Linked DNA regions of Homo sapiens: region 1 is linked to region 2. The links are chromatin contacts, found by Hi-C or POLR2A ChIA-PET in ENCODE. All regions are on one chromosome and are shown on one strand. Each heading gives the region's core, a stretch centred on a gene start or an enhancer-like site at or near the end of the contact. The rest is flanking DNA. Distances are from core to core; before and after follow the strand shown. Region 1 has its middle 35 kb from the start of VSIG4. Region 2 overlaps MSN (moesin).

Region 1 (6,572 bases), core at 2,158-4,657, 370 kb before region 2:
GTTGTATTATATAATATTCAAATAAAATGAAAGGAGAATTTGTGGGCACACTATTCGTTAGTTGACCTAAACACTGCAAATCATCTGTTGATATTATGTAACTAATAGATATGCTACAGCCCATATAATTTGAGCTCTTGCAACATGTAGGATTAATATTTTCCTGTGTTGATTATTTCTCAGGAAATACCCCAAAATATCAATTCAGGATGTACCTATGAGTGAAGATTCACTGGCCATTGGTTTGGATTTAGTGGTACCAGATTTCCAAGAACTAATGATCCAGGAATTATTTGGAGAGGCAACTATAAATATTTCTTTGGAGTTGGTGTTTTCTCCTTTCCATGTCAATGCTCCAATCTTGATTGAAGACAAACCAGATACTCAATGTAATGTTATAATGAACAGGTACAAAATCTCTTTCTTCTTTAAACTAGGGGGTTCTCCACATGTTTTTAAAGAGAATGCTTACTTTGTAATTTTTTTCATAATCTGGAAATCACTTTGGATAGAGTGGAAGAAAGGCAGGAATATATCAACAGAAGCTTGCAGAGACTTTGAAGGGTACCTCTGCACACTCTTTCACTTTCCTTTCTGATAAACCAAGAAACACTATTTACGATGGTGATTGGGATTTGGAAATCCAAGTATATAGCTAGTGAACCTCAAATCTAGCTGAGAAGTAGCATAATTCTATCATACATCCCTGATTGTACATTTGAATATTGATTCAATGTTTACTTTGAAACCTTAACCAATCAGACATTTTTTAGGAGAAAACTAAATTATGATCAATATCTTATACCGGGTCTTAGGTCTGATGTATGATTTGTGTTTCTGAAGAAATCTGTATATTTTCAGGCATATTCTTCTGAGGTTAGAAAATTACTTGTGGCCAGGTGCAGTAGCTCATGCCTGTTATCCCAGCAGTTTGGGAGGCCAAGGCAGGAGGATTGCTTGAGTTCAGGAGTTTGAGACCAGCCTGAGCATAACAAAATGCTGTCTCTACTAAAAACACAAAAATTAGCTGGTCATGGTGGTGTGCATGTGTAGTCCCAGCTACCCAGGAGGCTGAGGTGGGAGGATTGCTTGAGCCCAGGGAGGTAAAGGCTGCAGTGAGCTGTGATTGTGCCACTGCACTCCAGCCTGGATGACAGAGTGAGACCCTATTGGGAAGGGAAGGGAAGGGGAGGGGAGGGGAGGGGAGAGAAGGAGAGAAGGGAAGGAGGGAAGGGAAGGAGGGGAGGGAAGGAGGGAAGGGAAGGAGGGAGGGGAAGGAGGGAAGGGAAGGAGGGAAGGGAAGGGAAGAATGGAAGGGAAGGAGGGGAGGGAAGGGAAGAAGGGAAAAGAAGGGGAGGGAAGGGAAGAAGGGAAGGGAAGAAGGGAAGGGAAGAAGGGAAGGGAAGGGAAGAAGGGAAGGGAAGGGAAGAAGGGAAGGGAAGGGAAGGGAAGAAGGGAAGGGAAGGGAAGAAGGGAAGGAAAGGGAAGAAGGGAAGGAAAGAAGGGAAGGGAAGGAAGGGAAAAAGGGAAGGGAAGAGAAAAAGGGAAGGGAAGGGTTCTTCTTAGTCCAAAGTATAATATAATATTATAGTGAGGGGAACAAAACATAATTAAGGAAACATTTTCCCTGTACTTGCACTCCCACGTATTATCATTGGTTCTCATATACCACAGATGCACTCTTTGACAATATATTTGGTATTTGTTCTTTTGCGATCTTCTAAAAATGAAAGCCAGGCATTGGTAGTGTAAAATCCCCCCCTCCCCATCTTATATCTGAAATTAACTCTGTAAGTAGGGTGAAACCTCTTGCTTGGCACAAAACTATAGGAAGAAAAAAAAAGTCTTCATTTCCCGAAACTAGGAGGTTGTGGGTGCTTCAGCAGAAATACTACTAAATTGGAGCCACAAAGTCACTATTGTCAGCAAATCTCTACCCATGAAAACCTTGAGTACCATGTGGAGGAAGGGAGTCTGCCTGAATTTCACCTTCATCAGCAGTGCTTACATTTGTCTGTTTACATGCTTTATCATTTTATATTTGTGTTATTCCCTGCTACTGACCCTCATTTATTGCCCAACCCCAGTGAGAAAAGCTTCCTGAGAAACACACCCAAAACTCTTTCCCTCTCCCAACATGGTGGCCTCAGCAAAAAAGAAGAAGAAGGAGAAGACTCTCCCTAACATACTTTCTGGCTGAGGATGGGAGGATTGGTGGAGGAAGCACCTATGTTTCCAAACCAGTACCCTGGGCTGATGAAACAGATGACCTGGAAGGAGATGTTTCAACAACTTGGCACAGTAATGATGATGAAGTGTATAGGGTGCCTCCAATTGACCGTTCCATCCTTCCCACTGCTCCACGGGCTGCTCGGGAACCCAATATCGACCGTCTTCCCAAATCACCACCCTACACTGCTTTTCTAGGGAACCTATCCTATGATATGACAGAAGAGTCAATTAAGGAACTCTTTCGAGGATTAAATATCAGTGCAGTGCGTTTGTCACGTAAACCCAGCAATCCAGAGAGGTTGAAAGGTTTTGATTATGCTGAAATTGAGGACCTAGATTTCCTGCTCAGTTCCATGAGTCTCAATGAAGAGTCTCTAGGTAACAGGAAAATTCAAGTGGACGTTGCTGATCAAGCACAGGGGAAAGACAGGGAGGATCGTTCTTTTGGCCATGATAGAAATCGGGATTCTGACAAAACAGATACAGACTGGAGGGCTCGTCCTGCCACAGACAGCTTTGATGACTAAGAAGTGATGATAGCTTTGGAGACAAGTATCGAGATAGTTATGATTCAGACCGGTATCACGATGGGTATCAGGATGGGTATTGGGATGGCCCACACTGGGATATGGATTGATGTGGCAGCCGGGATCGCTATGATGACCAAGGCAGCAGAGACTATGATAGACGCTATGATTCCCGGATAGGCAGTGGCAGAAGGGCATTTGGCAGTGGGTGCCACAGGGATGATGACTATAGAGGAGGCGGGACTGGCTATGAAGACCAATAAGACAGACAGGATGATCGGTCATGGAGCTCCAGAGATGATTACTCTCGGGATGATTATATGGGTGATGATAGAGGTCCCTCCCAAAGACCCAAACTGAATCTAAAGCCTCGGAGTGCTCCTAAGGAGATGATTCCACTGCTAGTACCTCCCAGTCCAGTAGAGATGCTTCTGTCTTTGGAGGGGCAAAGCCCGTTGACACAGCTGCTAGAGAAAGAGAAGTAGAAGAACAGCTACAGAAGGAACACGAGAAGTTGCAGCTTCAGCTGGATGAGCCAAAACTAGAACGACGGCCTCGGGAGAGACACCCAAGCTGACAAAGTGAAGAAACTCAGGAACGGGAACAGTTGAGGACAGGAAGTGAGTCATTGCAGACTGGGACCTCCGCCACATCCGGCAGAAATGCACGAAGGAGAGTGAGTGAGAAGTCACTAGAAAATGAAACACTCAATAAGGAGGAAGACTGTCACTCTCCAACTTCTAAACCTCCCAAACCTGATCAGTCCCTAAAGGTAATGCCAGCCCCTCCACCAAAGGAGAATGGTTGGGTGAAGTGAAGTTCTAACCCTCCTGCTCAATCTCAGAGCTCAGACACAGAGCAGCAATCCCCTACAATTGGTGGGGTAAAGTAGCTCCAGCTCAACCATCTGAGTAAGGACTAGCAAGGAAAGACGAAAATGAAGGAGATGGGATGAATATCCCAAAAGGCCAAACTGGGAACTCTAGCCATGGTCCAGGAGAGGGAGGGAACAAAGACCACTGGAAGGAGTCAGATAGGAAAGATGACAAAAAGGATAAAGACTCCAGATCTGCACCTGAGCCAAAGAAACCTGAGGAAAATCCAGCTTCCAAGTTCAGTTCTGCAAGGAAGTATGCTGCTCTCTCCATTGATGGTGAAGATGAAAATGAGGGAGAAGATTAAGCCACAGAGACCTCAACATCCTGTGCTTTCTCCTAGTTTCTCTCCACCCTGGAACATTCGAGAGCAAATCAAACCTCTATCCAGACAAGACAAAATAAAACTCACCATCTCCTGGAGACCTTTCTTACCTAATTTTTTTTAAAGGAAATTCTTATTCATGCTGCTGCAGCCTTTAAAGTACTGAAGTAACTGGAGAATCACCAATATAGCCAGAGAGAAAGAGACTAGAGATTTTTAGTGGAAAAGTTGTGGTGCATTATGTCACCATGCAGTTGCCAGTGTGATTAGTGCCTAGGGGCCTCAATTTAGCAGAAATGGTAAAGACAGTGATATAACATTTGGAGTCTGATTGGGCAGTAGAGGAGGGAGGTATAAGGGAAAGTGTGAGATTTCTACTGTTTCGTTTCTATCCTATTGTGGCATATATGAATTCTCAAACATTATCTGAATAAATTTTCCACTCTTGGAAAGGTAGATTTAGCCTCAAGTTGTTTTAGTCTCCAGCAGGCTGCCAGCAGCTCCTCCTATTTAATCCTGACTTTGGAGGCCAGCCTAGGGGGAATTCCCTCATTTTTTTTTTTTTTTTTTTTTTTTTTTTTACCACCCAGGAGTTGGGAGTGAGTCTATAGGCCATAACGAATAGGACTGCATTCGACCAAAATAAATGGGAAAATCGTGGTTTGAAAAGAAGCTTTTGGGAGGTGATGAGTCATTTTGCACCAGGTAATAGGGAAAAATTGTGTGACCTCCAGCAAACACATGAATGGTTATTTCCTGGAGCCAGAAGCACTTGGGAGTCATAGTAATTCCCAATGTTTTGTGTGTCCTGGTTTTCCCTTTCTAAACACTCTGCTTTTTGAAAGTTCAAATATATCTACGTTCTGTTGAAACCTTGAAACTTTAAAAATTTAGGCTCTTGTCATCATCTTAAGTTCTTCATGCGACTCTTAACCTCCCAAAAAGCAGTCTCTAAGTCACAGAGATGATCTCTTGGGCATTCTCTCTCTCAGCCATGGAGAGCTGTGAAAGGAAGAATCTCTGCTTTTCTCAAGCAAATCAGTTTCTTGCCTTTTGGTTCTCACACCCTGCCTGCTCCTGATGCTTTGACCCCTTTTATAGATCAGAGTGCTCTAGAATAATGGATGGTCTTGGGTGGTGAATAAAGGTGGATAAATAGGGACAGGGACAGTTAAATTGGGAGCCTTTCTTACAACCTTGATGGGGTTTTTTCCCCCAAGTTTTCTTCTCCACTGAAATGCCACACCAATGCTTGTTGGATTTATGAGGTGGTCAGACTAATGTGTTGTTCTTTCTTTTTCTTTTTCTTTTTTTTTTTTTAAGCTTCCCTTGAGAGAATAAATGGTAATGGAGAGAACTATTTAACAAGTTCCTGGTTTCTCTTGCAACACAGTAGCTAAACTTGCCTGCTTTTATGTGAATTTTTGTAGGGATCAGCTTGGTAGACAGTATCACCAGAGAAAAGACATCTTGATCTTTGTTTACAAGCCCTTCTCCCATCAGTCCTAGATTAGGCCCTGTTCAGCCATGCAGGGGTGTTGGTTTATGCATGCTTCAGCAGTGGGCATAATGAATATAATTTAGCCAGCACACAAAGGTGTCTACCAAGTGAATTTAAATAATTGGTGTGGATTGGCTAGTAGCTAAGAAGTGGGCTTTTAAAGATATACTGAAGATTGGAAGGTTTTTAAAAGAAAAAAAACATTGATTTTAGGTAATGAAAAGCTAGAATTTGCCATCTTCATGTCTACTCTCCTTCCAAATAGTTGTATCCAAAACTTTTTCCCTCTCCTCTACCTTGCCTCCCTGTTAAAAAAGAAATGGGAATTAATTAATGGCCTGCTCCTGAATACATGCAAAATTTGTAGAAAAATATCTTCTATGAAAATAATTTGTAATCTGTAGACTTATTACCTGGGAGATGCCTTGAGATGTAAAATCCCATCTTTTGTGTTGTGGGTTTTTTGTTTTCTCCAAATAAATATGATCTTTCAAGTTCAAAAGAGAGAGAGAGAAACAAACAAACAAACAAACAAACAAACACACCCAAAAGGGGGCCATGTGAGCTTCCTTAGCCTAATGTCAAACTTAAGTGTGGACCAGCCCCTCGAACCTGTGCCAAAATGTACTACTTTAAGCAGCAAAATAATCGTCACTCTTCAGGGCACTGAGTTGCCTCAGAAGGCAACTAGTTTGGGATGATTATTAGTTGGCCATCAAAGCTGAGTTCAAGTTCTACTAGACTGAGAAAGCTACAGGGAAGACCAAAGGCTCCTGACCTATTAGAATTTACTGGCATTTTGAGCTCTTTAAATCAGGTTAAATAATAGTTGATAATAATACCATAAATGGTCCTCACAGCACCTCCTTTTAATAATGAATGGCACTATAAAATGAAGTCAAGATCTATATCATGGGGTAAGGTAAAAATATGCAAATTTTTTACACTCTGACAATTGATGTAGGTCCCACTCCCCAAGTCTTGTGGCTCTCATCTACTGATGAGATTCAGACTGAGTGCTGTTCACTAGGAGGAATACAGTCATTTCAAAGCCTAGGTTGCATATATACAGAATCTCATAGATAGAAGGACCCTAGAGGTCATTTGGACTA
Region 2 (6,223 bases), core at 673-3,172:
GAGGTTGCAGTGAGCCAAGATCATGCCACTGCACTCCAGCCTGGGCAACATAGTGAGACCCTGTCTCACAAAAAGAAATGATAAATGTTTGAGATGGTGAGTATGCTAATTACTCTGATCTGATCACTATATATTGTATATATCAAAACACTGCTATGTACCCCATAAATATGTACAATTTATGTATGCATTTATTATGATGTGTCAGGTTAAAAAAATCAAAATTAGGCTGGGTACAGCAGCTCACACCTGTAAATCCCAACACTTTGGGAGACCAAGGTGGGAGGACAGCTTGAAGCCAGAAGCTAGAGATCATCCTGGGCAATATAGCAAGACCATCTCTATTTAAAAAAAAAAATCAAGTTAAAAAATAATAAAAATTTTAAAATTAAAAATTAGAAAAAAACTAAGTCATGAGGACAAGGCCATTGGTCTATGCTCTCCTGTTTTCTGTGTACGTGTCAGAGGTAGCAGGGAGTAAGGGTAGTAACAGCTGGGGCCTGAAAGTGATAGATAGGATAGAAGTCCTGATCAAAGAAGGTCCCTTTGTTCTCTCTTAGATTAATCAGGGATTCAAGAGTGCAAGATGGGCTGCAGGCCCAGACCCACTGCCACAGAGGGCCCACTGGATGCTCACCCTTAGTAGGCACCCATGGTCTTCTTTTCGGGCCTAGACGCTGCTCTCTCCCTAAAGAGAAGACAGTGGTCTTGTTTGGGAGGAAAGAACCTAAAAATGAAGTTTCCAAAGTTGGCAGAAAATTCCCAGCCAGTCCTTCAGTTTGACAGGAATACAGGAGCTGACCCGGATGGGGTAGCATTTCAAGATGTAGTCCCCAGAAGAGAACTGTTTATATGCCTAGATCCCTGCCTAAGCCAGGCCCTGAGGATCTAGGCACAGCATGAGGTTAAAGACTGTGTCTCAGAAGAACATTAAGGTTTGAAGGAACAATAACAAAATGTCTGCATGTGTGTTTGGGGAAGGAGGAGTGTCATCCTCTCACATGCACTGGCCCTCCCACCTGTTGCCCAAGAACAATAAGCCCACTGTTATTTACTGAGCAATTCAACATAGACGCTTCCCACACCAAGCACTTCACTAAGCACAAACAAACTCATCTCGGTGGTACACTGTCCAAAGCCTTCAACAAACTGGGTTCTCTCTCATGTCTCCAGTTAGCTGGGCTGAGACACAAAAGTAACCAGGCCAGATGCTACCTCTGTCTTGGCACCAGCAGCTGAGAGGTACTTTGGTGTCTGGGCCTGCCAGTTTCAAATAAGCAACCCTCTCTTTGCCTATCATCAGAAGCACCCAGGTGAGCTGTAGCCCAGCTACAGCAAAAGGGATTAGCAATGGTTTCCCCTCACCTACCCCATGTCACTGAACTATAAGATGGCTCTTTCCTGGAGAGAAGTTTGGAAGAGTCAGAGAGAAAAGCAGAGAGTAAGTCAAATAATTACAAGTAACTTGCCTGGAGCATGGACCTCCGAGCTGAGGGGATGAACATTACCATCCCCACTTCATAGATGAGAAAACTGAAGTGCATAGAGGCAGGTGACAGAAGGATGGAAATGAACACTTACTGAATGCCAACAATGTGTCGGCCTCATCACACACAGTCTCACTTAACATCACTGAGGTCACATTTACTCAGCCAACAAGTAGTGGAGGCGGGTCTTCTGGACATTCCTGGAGCTCCTTCCACAACTCCACCCACCTCTCCTGTCATGTTGTCTTCAGACACTGGCTTGGCAACTATTTTGGCTAAGACTCAAACATTCTGGCATAGGAAGCCTGGGCACATCTGGGAAGCACTGCTTGGGAAGGTCCCCTTGTCTCACTGGGGCAGAGGTTGTGAGTCAGCCCAGTTGGGTCTGAGCTCAATGACCTCATTTCCACCTGCCACCTCCCCAGGGGGCCACCCCTGCTGGGCTTTCAGTGGGGCTGCTGGTGTAGAGAAGAAGGCAAGTATAAGTGGGGCAGGGGAGCCAGAAGAAGGATGTGCCCTACCAACGCAATCCCAGAGTTCTAGTATCTTCCTTGGCCAGAGAATAGTCATCACAGCGTCACTCACACTGCCTTCATCAGGTCGGAAGCTAAACTCCATTGTTTAGGCTCCAGTTCCCACCATTTCCTGCTACTAAGAGTGGGGCCAAGGCAGGGCAGGGCAGGTCCTGGTCTGTTTTGCCTCTCTGGATGACAGCACTGTCTCAACTAGCTTTTTTCCATAAGAGGGAAAACAAGGTTTGCTTTGAATCTTTAGCCTAGGGGCCATTCTGCTCCTCCTCCTCTTCCTTCACTGACTAACTCACTTCTCAGCAAGTCAGCCTCTTCCCTGTTGACTTGGAAGTGGTAACTGGTACAGTTATCTGCTAGGACCTCTTCCAGACTCTCAATACAGCCCATAAAACCTGACTGGGGTTAACCTTTCCTATGCCTGTGCCTTTTCCCAGTAGCTTCTAGAAAGGAGAACAACACCCAACCTCACTCACACCTTAATGGGTTAGCAGTATTTCTTCAACCACTCCAACTGCTCCAGAGGGCGTCAGAGACAAGGGTCCCCTTTCATTTGTTTTGACCCAGCCCTGTCATCCGAAGCTCCTCAAGAAGCATTTCAACTGGAAGACAAGGGCACACTGGAAACTGAGAGTTACTCCTCCAATTACCATATGTGTGAGGGTTAGCAATGGAAATATAACCACCTTGTCCCTGTGGGAGCAGAGTTCAGGTCAGAGGTGAAAATTGAAAGAAAAAAATCAGAAACAGTGATGTCACTTTAGCAAGTTAGTTTCTTCGTTAATCCAGCCGTAATTGCATGGCCTTTTGTTCAACCTCAGGCCCAGGTAAACCCCTCTTGTTTTTCTCTCCACACGTGAAAGTCAGGAAGAAAACCATCTGCTTAGTGTCTGAACCTAACTTCAGTTCTTACTTTCAAAATCACCTTAGCCAAACCATACCCCCAGGGCAAATACTCTCCAGCCCCAACTCATCTCTCCTTCTTAGGCACATGGGCTGACACACCAGCTCCTTAGCATGGCCATTCCTCTTTTTACATTTTCTCATTATTTCAACCCATGCATCCTAGAATCTCATATGGCTTCTCCCTTCTGAACTTCAACTTGTCCTCTAAGAAAATAAACAGTCCAGAATCCCAAACTGTCAGACCTGAAAAAGACGTCAGAGATCACTCGATTCGAACCTTGCAACATACAGCTGGGGAAACTGAGGTCCAAAGAAAGGTAGGCACTGGCCCAGAGCCACACAGCTGCTAGGCAGTGTGGGAGGAGGGGCTAAAAACCTGGCTTTTGAGGCTGGGCGCGGTGGCTCACACTTGTAATCCCAGCACTTTGGGAGGCCAAGGTGGGAGGATCACCTGAGGTCAGGAGTTCGAGACCAGCCTGACCAATATGGTGACATCCTGTTTCTCCTAAAAATACAAAAAATTAGCCAGGCATGGTGTTGTGTGCCTGTTGTCCCAGCTACTAGGGCGGCTGAGACAGGAAAATTGCTTGAACCCGGGAAGCGGAGATTGCAGTGAGCCAAGATTGCGCCACTGCACTCCAGCCTGGGTGACGGAGCAAGACTCCATCTCAAAAAAAAAAAAAAAACCTGGCTTTTGATCCACTAGCCTATTTAGTAAGCCATAGTGCCAGCCTGACATTTAGAAAACAGTAGATACTTCAAGCATACTATTATTGATCTAAAAAAAAAACTATGTGGAGGAGGCTGGATCAATTTGTTTCCGTGAAAAACTCCAAGCTGGCACTGCTTGGAAGTTTAGCTTTCAACAGAGGGCAGGCCTAACTTTCAGGATCTGAGACAATCACCACCACCCATTCTAGGGAGACTAAATATTTTATAACACCATGGAAGGAGAACTCAGAGAGCCCTGTTTCCAGAACTGTTTTCTTTGGAAAAACTTGAATAGCAACTGGTTGGGAAGGCCCCCAGTAATAGGCATAGCCAAGACTCAAGCTGGGGATTGAGGAGGGCACAGAGCAGAGAAAGAGGAAGGGAATTTGAGTAATGGGTTCATATCCAGGCAGCCAAGAACAACAGATTCCTTCAACTCCCATAAAACTTCAAAGCTGCTGAAATAAAAGAAGTGCAGACCCATCATTAATAAAGTAAGTCTCCAGATGGGCAAAGCCCCTATCCGGGGCCACACCTAGCTGGGCTTCACTCTTTAGCGTCACTTTCCTGCTTGACCCAGCTTCCTGCCAGCAAGTTTTACAGGAAGTATTTGTAGACTGGAAACTGACCATTTTTGGCTGCCTGAATATGCCAGCTCTGCCCAGGGTGCCAGAAGAGGGCTCTATTCCCTCTGCTTAGGAACAGACTCCAGCAACCTCCAGCATCATACTTCTGAAGCACACTGGAGCTGATCCAAACCCAAACTTGGGTTCCATCTATTGCTCATGGGAATGTTAAAACTGCTGAAGCCAGGATTAGTCAAATATGCAGTTGCAGGGGGACGCTTCTGGCCCTAATCAAAAAGCTCTGTTTCCAGCTGAGCGTGGTGGCTCATGCCTGTAATCCCAGCACTTTGGGAGGGTGAGGCAAGCAGACCGCTTGAGCCCAGTTAAAGACCAGCCTGGGCAAAATGGCGAAATTCTGTCTCTACAAAAAGTACAAAAATTAGCTGGGCATGGTGGCGCACGCCTGTAGTCCCAGCTACTAATACTTACTTAGGAGGCTGAGGCATGAGAATCGCTTGCTTCAACACAGGAGGCAGAGGTTGCAGTGAGCCAAAATCTTGCCACTGCACTCTATCCTGTGCAACAGAGAGAGATCCTGTCAAAAAAAAACAAAAAACAAAAAACCTCTGTTTTCAACCCCAGGGGTAGGCTAAGGTTGGCTTCCTACCTACCTTGCTGGTAAGCTAAGAACCAAATCTAGTATCTGGGAAACCCACAGAAAACCCAGGAGCCCTTGTCCTGGAAATAATGGTCTCAGCATTTTGAGCTTTGGAGCCTTTTTGACCTTCCTCTTTCTAAAATTCAGTTTCCTAATCTATAAAACGGGTCTAATAATATCGACCTCAGTACAGGGTTATTGGGAGATTTAAGTTAACATAACAGACATGTTTGACACTGGAGGAAGAAAATAATTGAACAGTAATAAAAATAAAAATAATAATAATAATAGACATGAAAGTACTTGACACATCATAAGTAGAATGTGATGATTACTAATCCCTCCCCTTTTAGCCATATTATGACGAATATCCTACCTGTCAGGAATAATTTAAAACAAAAACCTGTTTCACTACAGAGGGCTAGGGGCTGCCCAAGAAGACCTCTAAAGAGCCCTTCTAGCATAAAGGACTCTCACTTTCAGGGAAAACTAAAAGGTGATTACATTTCTAGTTGGCAAGACAATGTGAAACCATGCACAACAGTTAAATACACATGTATTCCAGCATTATTTTAAATATTTTATCTCTTGAGAGAGATGGGGATTTCCTCCCCAAGAAGCAGAATCCTATGGAAAGGCAGAGCACAACACAGCACCTATGCTGCCTTATTATTTTCAAAGGCTGCCTGATCTTCCTTCCTTATTCTGGACTCTGCCTTGCCATTTTCTCCAGTTATGTCCCATTAACACACACAAGTCTGCAACCCTCAACACAACCCACTGGGACCTCCAAACTCCCTCAGATGGTATCCAGAAGATCACAAACTGTTTTTGTTTTGTTTTGTTTTGTTTTGTTTTAGACAGAGTCTCACTCTGTCACCCAGGCTGGAGTGCAATGGCGTGATCTTGGCTCACTGCAACCCCCGTCTCCCGGGTTCAAGCAATTCCCCTGCTTCAGCCTCCCAAGTAGCTGCAATTACAGGCACCCACCACTATGTCTGGCTAATTTTTGTATTTTTAGTAGAGAAGGGGTTTCACCCTGTTGTCCAGGCTGGTCTTGAACTCCTGGCCTTAAGTGATTCGACCGCCTTTGCCTCCCAAAGTGCTGCGATTACAGGCGTGAGCCACCACGCCTGGCCTGGGATGGTGTTAATATGACTAGAGGGATGTCTGATAGAAGGGAAACACAGCAAGTAAAGAGCAACTGAAAGGCCGGGTGCGGTGGCTCACGCCTGTAATCCCAACACTTTGGGAGGCCAAGGCGGGCAGATCACTTGAGGCCAGGAGTTCAAGACCAGCCTGGCCAACATGGTGAAACCCCGTCTCTACTAAAAATACAAAAATTAGCCAGGTGTAGCGGTGCATTCT

The links. Hi-C counts contacts between places; a loop is a spot of excess contacts on that map. ChIA-PET counts read pairs that join two places held with the same protein, here RNA polymerase II (POLR2A). Pooled maps may share reads with other maps.
Region 1: a loop to region 2 is called in a pooled map, with 9 times the contacts of the local background. The contact joins two enhancer-like sites. A Hi-C loop is called at or near these places in 5 of 50 pooled maps. POLR2A ChIA-PET finds 5 or more read pairs at or near these places in 2 of 52 experiments (GM10248 and activated T-cell).

The regions. Positions count from the first base shown.
Region 1 is chrX:66,071,911-66,078,482 of GRCh38, reverse strand. It overlaps the pseudogene EIF4BP9. Among named protein-coding and RNA genes, the nearest start is that of VSIG4, 35 kb to the right of the region's middle. Within about 2 kb of position 3,407, at least 8 of the 41 ENCODE cell types and tissues checked have a DNase peak (open chromatin) inside an H3K27ac peak, as active enhancers do.
Region 2 is chrX:65,702,155-65,708,377 of GRCh38, reverse strand. All of the region lies in intron 1 of MSN (moesin), which reads right to left. Among named protein-coding and RNA genes, the nearest start is that of MSN, 38 kb to the right of the region's middle. RefSeq lists an enhancer at 1,733-1,792 and a silencer at 4,051-4,223. Within about 2 kb of position 1,922, at least 20 of the 41 ENCODE cell types and tissues checked have a DNase peak (open chromatin) inside an H3K27ac peak, as active enhancers do.